Regions from separate parts of the Homo sapiens genome. Here region 2 is linked to region 1. The links are chromatin contacts, found by Hi-C or POLR2A ChIA-PET in ENCODE. All regions are on one chromosome and are shown on one strand. The core of a region is the stretch at or near the end of the contact, and the rest is flanking DNA. Distances in the headings are between cores, read along the strand shown. Region 1 holds the start of LOC107984245 (a long non-coding RNA gene). Region 2 has its middle 290 kb from the start of ZMIZ1-AS1.

What was found. A loop is a pair of places that touch in the nucleus more often than their neighbours do. ChIA-PET counts read pairs that join two places held with the same protein, here RNA polymerase II (POLR2A).
Region 2: a loop to region 1 is called in a map of Caco-2, with 17 times the contacts of the local background. The contact joins two enhancer-like sites. A Hi-C loop is called at or near these places in 1 of 168 maps with a recorded cell type or tissue (Caco-2). POLR2A ChIA-PET finds 5 or more read pairs at or near these places in 1 of 52 experiments (AG04449).

What each region holds. Positions count from the first base shown.
Region 1 is chr10:78,455,681-78,462,843 of GRCh38, forward strand. It overlaps LOC107984245 (a long non-coding RNA gene), which reads right to left and starts at 6,097. Exons shown (of 3, transcript XR_001747513.2): 1 at 2,240-6,097. Within about 2 kb of position 2,556, at least 2 of the 41 ENCODE cell types and tissues checked have a DNase peak (open chromatin) inside an H3K27ac peak, as active enhancers do.
Region 2 is chr10:78,772,087-78,779,339 of GRCh38, forward strand. No RefSeq gene overlaps it. Among named protein-coding and RNA genes, the nearest start is that of ZMIZ1-AS1, 290 kb to the right of the region's middle. RefSeq lists an enhancer at 4,894-5,781. Within about 2 kb of position 3,250, at least 15 of the 41 ENCODE cell types and tissues checked have a DNase peak (open chromatin) inside an H3K27ac peak, as active enhancers do.

The DNA.
Region 1 (7,163 bases), core at 1,306-3,805:
CCTGTCCACTCTCACCTTCTCCCTCTGCCCACTCGGCAGAATCTACCCATCCTTGGAGGCCCACCCAGACGCCTCTCTTGCAGGGGCCCTCGCTGAGTCTTCTCTCCCTGACTGTCTTGGTACTTTCTCTCCCCCCAGAGTTGATTTAGTTCACTTGATGTTATGCTACGCTGCCTCAGTCCCTAGCTGCCTCTTGTATACATAACCATATATTGAATGGGCTGAACTCGACGGGGCACGAACAGGAAATGGCTTTATTTCTCTCCCTTGGATGCTTTCAAACATGCCTGGCTAGATCTTCCCCACCCTCCTGATGGCATTGCAGGCATGTACCAGAGCCTCCCTGTCACATGCAGGGATAGAAAGTATTTTCCTCTCAGATATTAAACAGGTCCTATCCGGCCCACGCACAGCCTCCACGGACATCCAGTTCAAAGTTTCTCTCTCCCGGCAGCTTGGTGGGCAGAGGCCTGCGGTGGCCCAGGGATGGGTTGTGGTCAGTTCTTTCTTACTCTTCCTTTATGTCCTCCCCAAAAACAGATGCTAAAGTCCTAACCCCCAGGGACTCAGAGTATGACCTTATTTGGAAATAGTCTTTACAGAAGTGATCCAATTAAAATGAGGCTCTAATCCAATATGATGTTTCCTTATAAAAAGGGAAAATTTGGGCAGGGCGAGGTGGCTCACACCTATAATCCCAGCACTTTGGGAGGCTGAGACAGGTGGATCACGAGGTCAGGAGTTCAAGACCAGCCTGGCCAACATGGTGAAACCCCATCTCTACTAACAGTACAAAAATTAGCCAGGTGTGGTGGAACGTGCCTATAACCCCAGCTACTCAGGAGGCTGAGGCAGGAGAATCGCTTGAACCTGGGAGGAGCAGGTTGCAGTGAGTGAAGATCATGCCACTGCACTCCAGCCTGGGCTACAGAGTGAGACTTCATCTCAAAAACAAAAAACAAAAAAACAACAAAAAAATGGGGGGGTGGATGGTGGGGAATTTGGACAGGGAGACCGACAAGCAGAGAGGGAGACAACTTGGAGATGAGTGGGGAGCAGCCAGCTGTGGGACTGGAGCACGCATCTCTGAGCCGGGAGATTGAATGGGCCAGAAAGATCATCCCCTGGGCCCGTTAGGGGAAGCGCGGCCCTGCCCACACCCTGACTTAGGACTTCTGGTCTCTAGAACTGTGAGCCAACAAATTCAATTGTCTTAAGCCTCTGAGTCTGTAGGGTTTGTTCGGCAGCTCTAGGAAATGAATGCATCCACCTTCGTCCTGCTTTCCCCGGGGCCAGGCAAAGTGAGGAGCTGGAGAAAAGCAGACCCTCTCTTTTTGGATGGCCACTGCTGCCACCTCAGTTCAAGGAGAGGCTTTCAAAGTCTCTGTCAAGGCAGGTACCCCAGTGCTGGGTGTTCTGTGGACCCTCCTCTGTGACCCCCGGGGTGGGTCCCCATCACAGTGCCAGAAACTGCTCGCCTTCTATGGCCTCTTTTCAGCCCTGGAGAAGCTCACATTCTCTTTCCAGGGCAAAGGCGGGCCTGCAGGCTGCTGCAGCTGCCCTTGGCCTCACCCCACTCCGGCCAGCCTCCTGTCCTGAGTTCTAAGGTGGGACAGGTTCAGTTCCTACTCTAAGTCCCCACCCCCTTCCCCCACAACCCAGGGGACATGTGATAAACTCTTCTGGAAATTTCTGTGCCTCATGGTGGGCTTGGAGTTTCTGCAGTGCAATGGGCCTCCAACTGGGGAAGGAAGCATGAGTCTTCTCTCTGTACAGGCACCCCAATCTCTGCAAGAGGTTCTCTGGAGCCCCTGCTAGTAGCTTACAGGAGTGCACGGAGCAGCCGAGTCACAGTATTTTACGTAAAGTTTCCTCCACATTCACATCAATTCTCTTTCTTCTGCTTAAGCAGGGTGGATGTGGACTGAGGAGGTGAGGAGCAGGCAGTGTAGAAGCCTCTTAACAAATCCAGGAGGAAGGAACCTGGTAGCTATACCCCTTGGATGGTAGGGGCATTTGACACCCATTGTCCTGGGCTTTGGGGTTTCAGTGGAAGGAGTCCCACTCCTATCCAGTCCCTTAGGAGAACAAGTCCTAGATGTAAGAGATTGGAAACTCCCTGAGCACAAGGGGCATGGGCTCTGTTTTCCTCTCCCTTCACGTACAGCTACTAGGCCAGAGAGAGCCCAGGCTCTGGAGTCCTGTGGACCCAAGTTCAAGTTCCTGCTCAGTTACTTACCCAGCTGTGCATCTCAGGGAAGTGACCCAGCCTTTTCCAGTCTCTTTCCTCTGCCGGCTTTTACGTGGGAGTGGAAGGCAAGGAAAAAAGTGCCTGCTGCAGAGTCAGGTCCAGGGACACACCAGCCCTTGCCCCCACAGCATTTTGGGGCTGGCCCCATCCTCTGAGGATGCTGGAAGCATGCGGGTGACACTCTGGTGAAGGCTGTGGGTTTCTCCTCCAGCGAAGTTTGTTATAGGATTCAGGTTAAGAATCTCTGTCTGAACTCTCAGTGGCTTATCACCGAATTACACGAAATTGTTTGGTAAAGGAACAGCAGAAAGAGAGCCAAAAGATATTGGTAGCTGATTGGGGTCCCTGAGTCATCTGAGATGGTGACTAAGTAACCCAGCACTTTGAAAAGCCTGGACCTAAATTCCCAGGGGAATTTTTTCCCCACATGCCCTTCCCACAACATACTGGGCTGGATCCAATCCCACCTAGTACTGTTCAAATGCAATCCCTCTTGTGCATTGAGCAGTGTGCTGTGGCGCAGTCTCAGTGATTCCTAAAGTTGACTAAAACATGCCTTCTAAAGGGAAAGCTATCATTGCAGACCCCCAGTGTTGATAAGAATTATTTTGATCATATTGTTACTTAAATATATACAAACATAAAAGTAAGTATAAATCTCTTATGCTTTTAGCTCTTACACAGCTGTAAAACCAAAACACAATTACAAATTAAATGCAAATAAAGCTACAAAACCATTAAAATTCAAATTAATGGCATTAATTTAATGTGACAGATGATGTTTTGCTGAAAGTAAAACAACCAACGTTGGGTTTAATAATAGAAGGATACATTCCCATTTAAGTTCCGCTTGTTATCAACTAGATCATTTTGATGTTTGGACATGCTAGACCATCATTAGAGTTATTATCAATATTATTATATTTTTCATGTATTACAATGAACACACTTCTAAACACAGACCTAGAATTTTGATGAAGCGATCAACTTAATAGAGCACTTCAAAATATAATAATTTAAAATATATAGAAATATGTACCATTTAGTAAGACTATATACCATTTACCATTTCCAGCTGCTAGTGTTGTCTTGCAAGTTGTTGCAAACCAAGGTGGCATTCACTCAGGCACCTGCTTGCAAAACAGTGACTACAATTCTACCAGCTTCAATGCAGAGCAGCTTATTTGTGGCATGTCTGTGTCCCCTGTTCTGTTTGATGACTCAATCCTCCCTCCACTTATCTCTGTTTGAACAATTGCTAAACCTTTGTTTGTACAGCAGTCCATGAAGTCATTTGGCCTTCATTTTGCAAAAACATGATAGTAAACCCAAATGCAAATGTGAACTCTGCATTCCTGAAGCATTAGTTGGTGATAATATGATCATCCACACACAACCCCAATAGGGTCTCACTGATATTTTTCAATTTTTAAAATGAAAATATCAGAATAAAAAAAGACTCTCATATCACTCAAGGGCCCCTGACAGTACATCTGTGGATCCCACTTTGAAATCCCTGGTGCAGTGAAAGGAGGTCTGGCCTGGGAACCCAAGACTCGAGTTTTCGTTCTAAGTCCCTCATTGACCCACTGTGTTCTGTGGACCAATTTCCCCCTTTCTAGACTTCATCTGCTCATGATCAGTAATTGTCTTGCATTTTGGTCATCATCACATTTATCTCACCTGATCCCTCCCTGAGGTCGGTATGACTGTCCTCAATGACAGATGGGGGAAATTGAGACCCAGGTACACATCTGGTGAGTGAGGGGATGGGGTTAGGAGGCAGAGCTGGCTGACTCCAAAGGCACCACATGGCGGTGATTCACAAAACTGAGGCGCCCCCAGAGCCCTGCCAGATCTCTCAGGCTGCCCTGGAGAGCTTCAGTCTCTGATGACCCATGTCTTGGGACCCATGCCTCCTCTCAGCCACACATACACATATGGTCCCAGGCACAGCCCTGGAGAAAGTGGGAGAACAGCCTTGATTCATCCTCATCATCCTCCGATGACCCCACCAGCCCAGTGTTCAGCTCTGAGACAACATCCACCACCCCAGTGACAGGGGAAATTTCCCCAGCTAAATATCAGACACAGGTCCTGACAACTGAAGTTTTCTGATGGGTAAATTCATGTTTGTTTATTTATTTTGATGAAAAGACAGGTCTAAGTCTATAATTCAAATCCCATTTTATACACATGCATATGTATGTATGTATGCATGCACACATATATAAACATATATACATACATGTGTGTATATACATGTGTATGTGTATAGACTTTCCTTGGTGAAAGAGAATGAAATTTGCTTGAATTGGAGCTGTGCTGGACACAAGATTTGTGGTTGCCTTTTTGAGCTGAGGTATAGCTCCACTAGGGAAGAGTCTTCAGAGAGCAGCTGCCTCCCTGGGTCCTCAATCACTAACCTCTCTAATCTTTGGTGCCAGTGAGACTGTAGCTTGGGTTCCTCCCCTTGGAAACCAGAAAGACTCCTCATCTTATCTCAGAAGGCCCTGCAGGCACCATCACTCTTGGAATCCTCCCTCTTTCAGAATTGATGTGTGTGTGTCTGCAGCCTTGACATGTAGAGTGATGTCCAGGGCTTTCTGGAATTCTGGTTCCAGTGGGAAATTCAACTTGGTTCTAGGAAATGATGCCATTGGATTCATTCTATTCACAGGCAAGGAAGCAATCTTTAGGGAGGACCTGCTTTAACAACCCATCTTTCCTCCTTATGGATCTTAAGTTTTTAAAAGATTATTTCTTCTAGAGGGAGTTAAGTGATAATGAACTCATTCTTTCATTTTTATGAAACAAAGACATTTATACTTGACCATCAGAGATTCTAATTGGCATGTGGCTCATGCTTATGAGACCTGCAGAGTTGATAGAATCGCAGCTAAAACAAAGACATTTGACATTTTAGTTATTCATGCAGCCTTGCTCAGGGCACATGTACAATGATCATTAAGCTGTTTGAAATAGTGATATTCCAGCACTTGTGAAAAGAATATACTAGTGCCCACCAATCCAACATTGTGTCCCAGGAGAACTCAGGAACAGGTGGGTGAATGCAATTCCAGCTACACTTGTTCGACTGCAGGAAAACCCTACAGGTTGCTGGGCTGCAGTGGGGGAGGTAGGTCTTTGCTCTTGAGGGGTTCCTGATCTGTGAGCCAAGCCATTTTTTAAACTGACTGCTCTTTGTAGCGGGTGGATAAGAGGCAAGGACTAAACAGGGCTACCTTAAGATAACACTCTAAGGATGTCATCATGATTCTTAGGGACTGTGCATCGCACCTTATTCAGTACTCAAAGCCCAGGTATTTGCCCTGCCCAGGACTGCTCATGGATCATACCAGTTGTTCCTGGGGCAGAGTGATGAGGATCTTATATCACTGGGCATAGGGTCTTCTGGGCTGGGCCTTGAAGGACAGAAGCCTGCTTTACTCTCCGCTTTTTGACCTAGCCTCCACTTCCTCACTCTTTGTCTGTTCTGCAAGTTTGTACTCACTTCTCATCTGGAGCTTGCCATGGCTCCTGGGATCCCAGCTTCCTGCTCTGCTGAGGACCATGGTCGGTGTTCCCCCAGCAGCTTCCTTTTAAGCAGTCCCTGGCCCAAGCTACATGCTCAGTGAATATCCCTGCATTGACTCACTGAGGCCACTCCGGCCCAGCTGCCTATTGCTCCTACGCTATGGCCCTTTAGTCTCAATGGAAATTGAAATCTGGAGTGTTGGGCTGGCCAGTTATCCTCTGTCCAGTGAGGGCCCTGTCTAACTTTCTTGTCTTTATTTCTTTTCTCAGCACAGGTTTGGGCTATCACCTGAGAACATTCAGGAGACAGTACAGGTTCCCAGATGCAACGACTCACTCAGATTTGTCTTAACAGACCCTTCTACTGGCAATCTCAGGTGGAGCAAAAAGGAGCGATCATTAGAAACAAATTCATTGTGGTCTCTTGATTCTGGCCAGCTACTCTGCAAAGTCTGGCCTCCTGCACCTCTTGGGATGAGGTGGGGCCTCTTGTCAAGACAAAAGGGAGCAAGGGCCCCTGTAGGGGGAAGAAGGGCTGCCCAGGCCTGGTGTCAGTTGTTCCTGGGGCAGAGTGACAGGGACCTCTTATCACTGGCCACCCAGTGTCTATGGACCTTGGATACCATGGCCCCCAAGGTTTAAAAAATAATGGAAAAAGCCAAGATGGCAGGATTTAAGCATCTCAACATGGTCATTGCCACTGGAGCCTCTGGGCTGCATGGGCCTCTGGCAGGAGGAGGGGGTCAGGGCCAGGAATCAATTATAGGCAAAGGCTGGCTCCCTTGGGGCTGGTGCCAGGGAGAAAGCCAGCTGCCTCATCGCAGTGTCCAGGAGAATTTATGAGTTGGATCTTGGGGGTGAGTGGTGAAGGTTGAGCTCTCCAGGAAGCAGACTCTCAGAAGGAGTTTATGAAGCAGGACGCTTAAGAGGAATGCCTTGAGACAAACACCTGTGGGAAACGGGGAGGGAGGCAGGATGGGGCAGGGGAGAGGTGGAGCTGTGATGTGGCTTGGCTGACACCACAGAGTTGTTGGAACTCAGCTAGCTCCTCAGCGTCATCTCATGTGGGGCTCTGGCAGCCAGGCCTCTGCATCTTACCTCCTCAGTCAGAGGCTACTGGAACCTGACCATCCTTTAAGGACTCTAGAATCACCCTGACTCCTCTGGTTCTCTCAAAGCCCACACCCAATTCTTCACCAATCCCTGTGGCCTGCATCTTACAAACAGATCCAGCCTCCAAGCGTAGGTGTCTTCCTTCCTCCACGGCATTGTCCACGCTTCCACCACCTCTCCCAGAGCCACTGCAACAGCCTCCTGCCTCACCTCCCTGCTTCCACTCTTGGCCCTCTGGTTGTTTCTTTACCCTGAACCACAG
Region 2 (7,253 bases), core at 2,000-4,499, 320 kb after region 1:
CCCCCTGCTGCCTGTGATGGGGCCTGGAGATGATGCCTATGAGCCTTGGGATTGCCCCGGCAGAGCAGCGGAGAGGAATACTTTGCATCCAGAGAGGGCATCCGGCCTCCAGGCCCAACCTGACCCCTTGTCTCTGCCCTCCTGCAGCCTCCATCCCCCATTCTCCCCATTCCTAGGACATGGTCCTGAGTGTTTCTGTGTGTTGTGTGCCTGGCCTTCTGCCCCAGCCTGGGAGCTCCATATAGGCTGGCCGGGTTTCCCTGGCCCCAAGTGGCCATTTCAGGCCTGCACAGTCGCTTACGTGGGAAGCTTCCCTTCCATCCCTGACAGTGGCCTTGCCTGGCCTCTCCTGCTCATTCTTCTTGACAGAACAACCAGGGTAAGCTTGTATACTGGACTCTGGCCTCAGTGCTGACTTGGTGAGGTACAAGATACCCTCATTGTCGTTCATGCAAGAAAATCAAGGGTTGCGGGTTCTATAAATGTAACAAGCATAGTTCAGGGGCCTGCGATCCGGCGCTTCCAACAAGCTCCTGGGTGATGCCCTTGTGGATGCTTTGTGGACAGCAGCCTGACACTCATGGCTTCCTAGGGCCATATGCTTCAGTCAGAGATGGGCAAACTGAGGCCCAGAGGGGCAGGGAGTTACCTGAGGTTACATTACGAGAGGGAAGGGAGAAGGGGACTCCCACCCCTGCCCTGCCCTCTCTCCCAGGATTCCAAACTCATACGCTCTAGGGATTGAAAAGCAGAAATGCAAGGATACGGTCAGGCAGCTCCTACTCAGCTCCTGCCACTGTCCCCAGGACCATGCAGGCCTAGTGACAGCAGTGCACCTGATTCTCAAGAGAAGTTGGAAATGCAGAATGTCACATACCTCCCAGTTTTAGATCTTTTCTGGTCAAACCAAACCTATTGGCAAGTCAAGTGGCTCTGGAGTGCCCATCTGAACGCTGCTGTTTTCCATCCCAGGAGTGCCAGCAAGGACACCTCCCTCTCCCTCAGCCTCTCGCCCATGCCCTCCCTGAATGGCCTCACTCGCTGCATGTGGCAGGTATCTGGCCTTCCTGCACCTGAATGCTGGGGCTGGACCAGGTCACCCCAGCCCTGTTCAGGAGAGAGGCCCGAGGCCCGAGAGGCAGAATGGAGGAGGCAGGTTTAAGGGTCTGGCAAACGTGGCTGCCAGCGCTAGCTCTGCATGCTCTTAACTGTGACCTTCCTCAGCCTCAGCTCCCTTACATGAGAAGTGACGATGGTCATGACAGACCCCGCAGAACCTTTGTGCACGTGATCCAAGATCAGAGGCAAGTCCCTGATGCAAGGCAGTAGCTCTGCCAACTGGGGCTCCTCTCTGGGTCCCTGCTCTTTCTGATCAATTATCGGCACACCCTGCCCACTGCCAGGGGCTTTTAGGTGCTGTAGACACTGCCCATGGTCCACTTCGTACTAAAATCCCTTTACCCTGCCTGGGTCTCCTCCCTCACTCTCCTCCTGATTTCCCGTTCCATTTTCACCCAAGCTCCAGCTCTTCCTGGAGATGCCTCCCTCCAGAGCAACAGCTTCTCAACAGGCAATGTAGGGATGGAAGAGTCTTCATCTTAAACACAAGCTCTGCTGGCCAGGTGCGGTGGCTCATGCCTATAATCCCAGCACCTTGGGAGGCCGAAGCGGGTGGATCACCTGAGGTCAGGAGTTTGATACCAGCCTGGCCAACATGGTGAAACCCCATCTCTACTAGAAATACAAAACAATTAGCTGGGTGTGGTGGCACACACCTGTAATCCCAGCTACTCTGGAGGCTGGGGCAGGAGAATTGCTTGAACCCAGGAGGCGGAGGTTGCAGTGAGCCGAGATCATGCCATTGCACTCCAGCCTAGGCAACAAGAGCTAGACTCTGTCTCAAAAAAACACACACACACACACACACACACACACACAAGCACTGCTATACTGGACGTGGCTGCCTGGGGCAGTGTGGAATGAGATGGTCTGACGTCCTCACTCAGTAAGAGGAACGGCTGGGATCAGTTAGTGATGTCTGCTGTGGGTGCGGTGGTGAGGAGTGGCAATGGCGCATGTGCAGTGTGCAGGCTACTCACCATCCCTTGCAGGGAGCACCTGTCATCCAGGCAGCTCTTCCCAATCTGCCTTCTTATTCACACTCCTCGAAGCCCCACCGTGAGCTTGGAGGCAGTGCACCACATAAAACATAAGAACATCGGGCCGGGCTCGGTGACTCACGTCTGTAATCCCAGCACTTTGGGAGGCTGAGGCGGGTGGATCACAAGGTCAGGAGATCGAAACCATCCTGGCTAACACGGTGAAACCTGTCTCTACTAAAAATACCAAAAAAACAAATTAGCCAGGTGTGGTGGCGGGCGCCTGTAGTCCCAGCTACTCGGGAGGCTGAGGCAGGAGAATGGTGTGAACCCGGGCGGTGGAGCTTGCAGTGAGCCGAGATCGTGTCACTGCACTCCAGCCTGGGCGACAGAGTGAGACTCCATCTAAAAAAAAAAAAAAAAGAAAGAAAAAAAGAAAAAAGAAAGAAAATCGGAGACATTGGGAGGTAAAGTGACTTGCCCAAAGTCCCAAGTCCCAGAAAGCCCAAAGGTTGGACCAGAGCCTAGTATTGCCTAAGTCCCCTCCCCTTTCTTTGCCTGCTGGCTCCATTTCGCCACATCCTGAGAGTAGCCAACGTGTGGGGACAAGGATATCACTCGGCATGCATGGACCTTTCCCAGGCAGTGTTTGGGCCCTGACTCTCATATCTTAGAGAAAACTCAGGCCTTGGTATCTCTAGAGCAGCCTGTGTGACCCTGGTAAGCCCCTCCTAATTTGCAGACCTCATTCTCCCAGTTTTCAAAGGATAGGGAGTGGTGCCTCCCACCGAACGAATGGCTGAATGGAGAATCTGCCTGAAGTGCTTGCTACTCAGGAGACCTGACCCCTGCTGGTTCTCATAGCAGGACCTCTGACTCCTCTCCAGCTTCCCCGTGGGCTGTGGCTCATTTACAGTCCTGTAAACAGCCCCATGGAGAGCATCCTGACAATCGGTAGAAGGGGAGGAGAGTGGAGACTTCACACGGGCCCACCCCCACCACCATGGGATTCTGCCAATCCCACCACCAGCATGAAAACATTCCTGTCCCTGAGGCCACAGAGTGTGGTCAGGCCAGGCCCAGGCTGTTCTGTCCCAAGGTCCAAGGTCAGAGCCCTCTCCTGCCTGCCTGGCGACTCAAACCATAGCCTCTGCCCCTTAAGCCTCAGCTGGTGGCACCTGCCCCATGCCGCGTCACCTGGCGGGAGAAAGCTGGATGAGATAACGTCTGGCCTGGGATCCGGCTGTAGTGAAAGAAAAGCTCTTTGCACACACGGCTGAGCCTTCACTTATTTATTTATTTTTGTTTGCAGCTCTCAGCCCGACTCGGCAAACCAGGTCATGAAGGGGAGAAGCTCATGTCTGTCTTGCAGCCTGATTTCCCACGGAAAGGCCCCATGTTTACAGTTCTGGGGTTTCCCAGCAAAGAGTAACACTCCAGTTGGAAGCTCATGTGGCCAAAGAATGTCTCCGGATCAGAGAAAGGCAACACACCACCCAAGAACACAGCTCTGTGGGGGGTCCCAGGAACAGGGTTGAAAAAGCAAAGGGAAAAAATATATAGCATTAATTTAGCATCTACTGTGTGCTAGGTAGTATGCTAGAGATTTCATCTCAGCTCATTTATCCTTAAAACAATCATACTGGGTGGGCAATTCTCAATCCTATCTGTACAGAAAATTTGTAAACATCATCAGTGGTTCTGGCTTCATTTTTCTGGGTGGGCCCTGGGCATAGTATTTTTAAAAGCATCCCAGGAGATTCTAATGGGCAGCCAGGGGTGAGAAATGTGGCCTTAAGCAGTGTTTCTCAAACTTCTGTGTGCATAGCAACAAATCTCTTGGATCTTATTAAAATACAGATTCCAATTCAACAGGCTGGGCCAAGGCTGTATTTCTGCATGTCTAGCTAGCTCCCAGGGGATGCCCAAACTGCTGGTCCCTGGACCACACTTTGAGGAGCAAAGGTGTAGCCTATAAACTCCAAGGCAGTAAGACTTATTGCTGCATCCCAAGTACCTCCAACAACGCTAGGGCTGAGTAGCTGCAGAATAAATATTTGTCAAAGGCATAAAGAAATGAACAAGGCTCAGAGGCAGGTATTGTGTGGCTGTCATGTGAGCTGGGGGACTGTGCACAAGTTACTTAAATATCTCATTCACTCCAATTTTCATTTGAAAGATGGGAGCAGTCATATTTTGAATTCCAGTGGGTTATTTGAAGGATTAAATGAGATGATGTGCAGACTGGTTATTAGATGATGTTAAAAATTATTGCTTACTTTTTAAGGTATGATAATAGATGTGTGGTTTCAGTTTAAAAATATTTTAACTAGTAGCAACACATACTGACGTATTTACAGGTGAAGTGATACAATGTTGGGTGTTTGCTTTAGATATTCCAGCAGAGAATGATGAAGTGAAGAAGAAAAGGAGGAAAAAAGAGGGGGAAGGAAGAGAAAAAGAAGAAAAGCAGGAGGAATTGATTTAAAAACAACAACAACAAAAAATGCCAATTGTTATTGAAGCTGGGTAGTGAGTATAAGGGAGGCCCTCGCTATTCCATTTTTGCATACATTTTCCATGATAAAAAGTTAACAATAAATTAAAAATGTGATAAAGCAGATAACATGCTTAACTTGGCTCCTGATTTATAGCAAGTGCTCAATACACAGTAGGTCCTGTTTCTTTGACTTGGCTGTGATCACGAGGCACCCACCAGTGCACCCTCCAACCCTGAGTGATGTGTGCTGCGTCCCAGCATCAGAAAGAGGAAGGATGAGATTTGAAACGAGGTCTTCACAGTGCTCCGCCCACAGCACCCCATGGCTAAGAAGCAGTGTTAGTTTACCTTCCCTAACAATTAGCAGCCATGGCTATGGTAAAAATAAGAACCATTATGGAATACTACGTCAGGCCTTTTGCATGCATTATTTAATTACACGATTTATTTACATTATTTAATTACATTAATTAATTACATTGTTTCAGCCCTGCAAAACCCTATGAGGTAGATGCCATTCCTACCACTCCCCAGGTAAGCAGAAGACTCAGAGCTGAGGTGCCCTGGCCAAGGGGACCCTGTCCGCCCTGGACATCCCAGTATGCACGGGTGGCCTCTGCATTATTTAATCTGTGACCTGCTTTGGCATCTCACTCCTGGTCTCAGCTCCTGAGGCACATCCTGCCTGCCCTCCTCACTGCTGCGTCTCTAGTGCCTGCATCCACAAGGTAGACCCTCAGGCAACAGCTCTTGCCTGCCCCCCAGCTGGACCCTGGCATGGGTGCCCAGGCACATGGAGGGGACAAGTGGCCCCTCCCTTCCCCTCCCTGTCTGAACCCGGAGGGTGGGATTTCCGTCCTAGGACTGAGCTATTATAAGTACAAGGCCGCCTGCTCCCCTGGGCTGCACACCAAGTTCTGCTGCAAACTCCAGCATGAATGGCAGCCATTCTCTGCCCAAACTCCAGCTCACTTCAGCTGTGTAGTCTGGGAAGGAAGACCTCAGCCTTCCCCAGGCCTGTAAATACCAAAGCCACACACGCAGCAGGACTGCAGCAGCCAATAAATCTTGGCCCCAGGGTTCTCTTAAAGAGGCAGAGCTTGGGACCAACACCAGGCCAGGCCCTGCCTGGTGACAGCCAGCACTCCATCCACCTCCCCTCGTCCCAGCCCCAGGATGAGGACAGAGAAGGCAAACATGCAGCAGGCACTCTCCCCATAAGCTTGCTTCTCTTGCTTTATAAAATCTAACTTTTTCCCCCTCTGCTGCTCACCCTAGGGTTAGGCTAACAAGGAGTCCAGTGGGAATGAGCATGATACATTTTCTGGACGTCAGAGCCACTGGACTGGTGCAAGAGGCTGTGTGGGAAAGCAGCGATCCCTTGGGCTGTCCACAAGGCAAGCTAGGGGATGCCAAGGTGGACAGGCAGAGTCAGGCAAGAGAATAAGCCCAGCACGTTCCACCCCTAGCAGGCATCGTGGCCACTGGTGAGGACACTGAGACCTGCAGTGCTGAAGATGAGAGGTGGACATGGCTGACCTCCTTTCATGCCACACCAGAGAAAAATGAGGCATGCGAAGTCCAAACGGGCAGGCAGCTCACCCAGGGGGCCCAGGGCAGTGCCAGGGCTAGACCCTTGCTCTCCATAAGAGGTGTCTTTGATTGTTCTTTGGATAGGATGTGTCTTTTTATGAGGAGAAGTCTGGTATTTAATTGCATCCTCCTAGAAATGAGATGTTCCGTTTCTCCTGGAGTCCATTTCCCATGCGCTAACAAACCCCCCGGATTTGTAAGATATCCAAGCCTTTTGTCTTGGATATCTTGCCTGGACACCTCGTTCTGCATGGCGCCCCTGCAGCATGCATCCTGTGCTCCTGCTTTGGCCACAGCTGGCCCTGTGGAAGGATTGATGCTGGGGAGACATGGCTCCTGCCCTAAGGAAGTGCACAGTTTGGGTGGAAGTTGAGAACCCCTGTCCTGTCCGGCTCTGCACCCTCTGGCTACCTGAGTGGGGTGCTGGGTAGACCTTCGCTGTTACCCGGGATCAGAGGACAGAGGGACCTGATGAGCCCAAGAGAGCATGGCAGGCTTCTCTCACCAGGAGGACAGATGGGAGCTGGGTGAGAGGATGGGGTCAATCAGATTTCCAGGGTCAGAGCTGGAGGGCAGGATACTCTGGGCAGAGCAAACCCCTCATGCCAAAGCACACTGGTTAAAAGATTATGCCAGGAGAGGAAGGAGTCGGGTGCAAGGCAGCCCCATCCCTGACCACATTTCCCACCCGCAAATCCATCCAGGAATGGTGCCCCCTGTAGCGGCTCCCTTGCACTTTCCCCATTGAGTCACCGACTCTGATTTTACAGATGAACAAGCTGGGGCCACGGTGAGAAGGAAAGTACCCAAGGTTGTCTGGCTAACTGGGGTCAAACCAGTTCCAAAAAATTGCCCCCTGGGTCTTGCCTTGGTTGTGTGATTTTATTGTCCCTGTGAAGGCAACTGGTGACTGTGCGAGTAGGGATGCATTTGCCAGTGTTCAGAGGAAATGATTAACTTCTGACCTGCTGACCTTGGCTACCTGATTGCCAGAGTGTTAGGCAGCTGCTTGTCACCTGGACCAGGGAGGGCTTGAGAAAGGGTCAGAGACTTCCACCCCT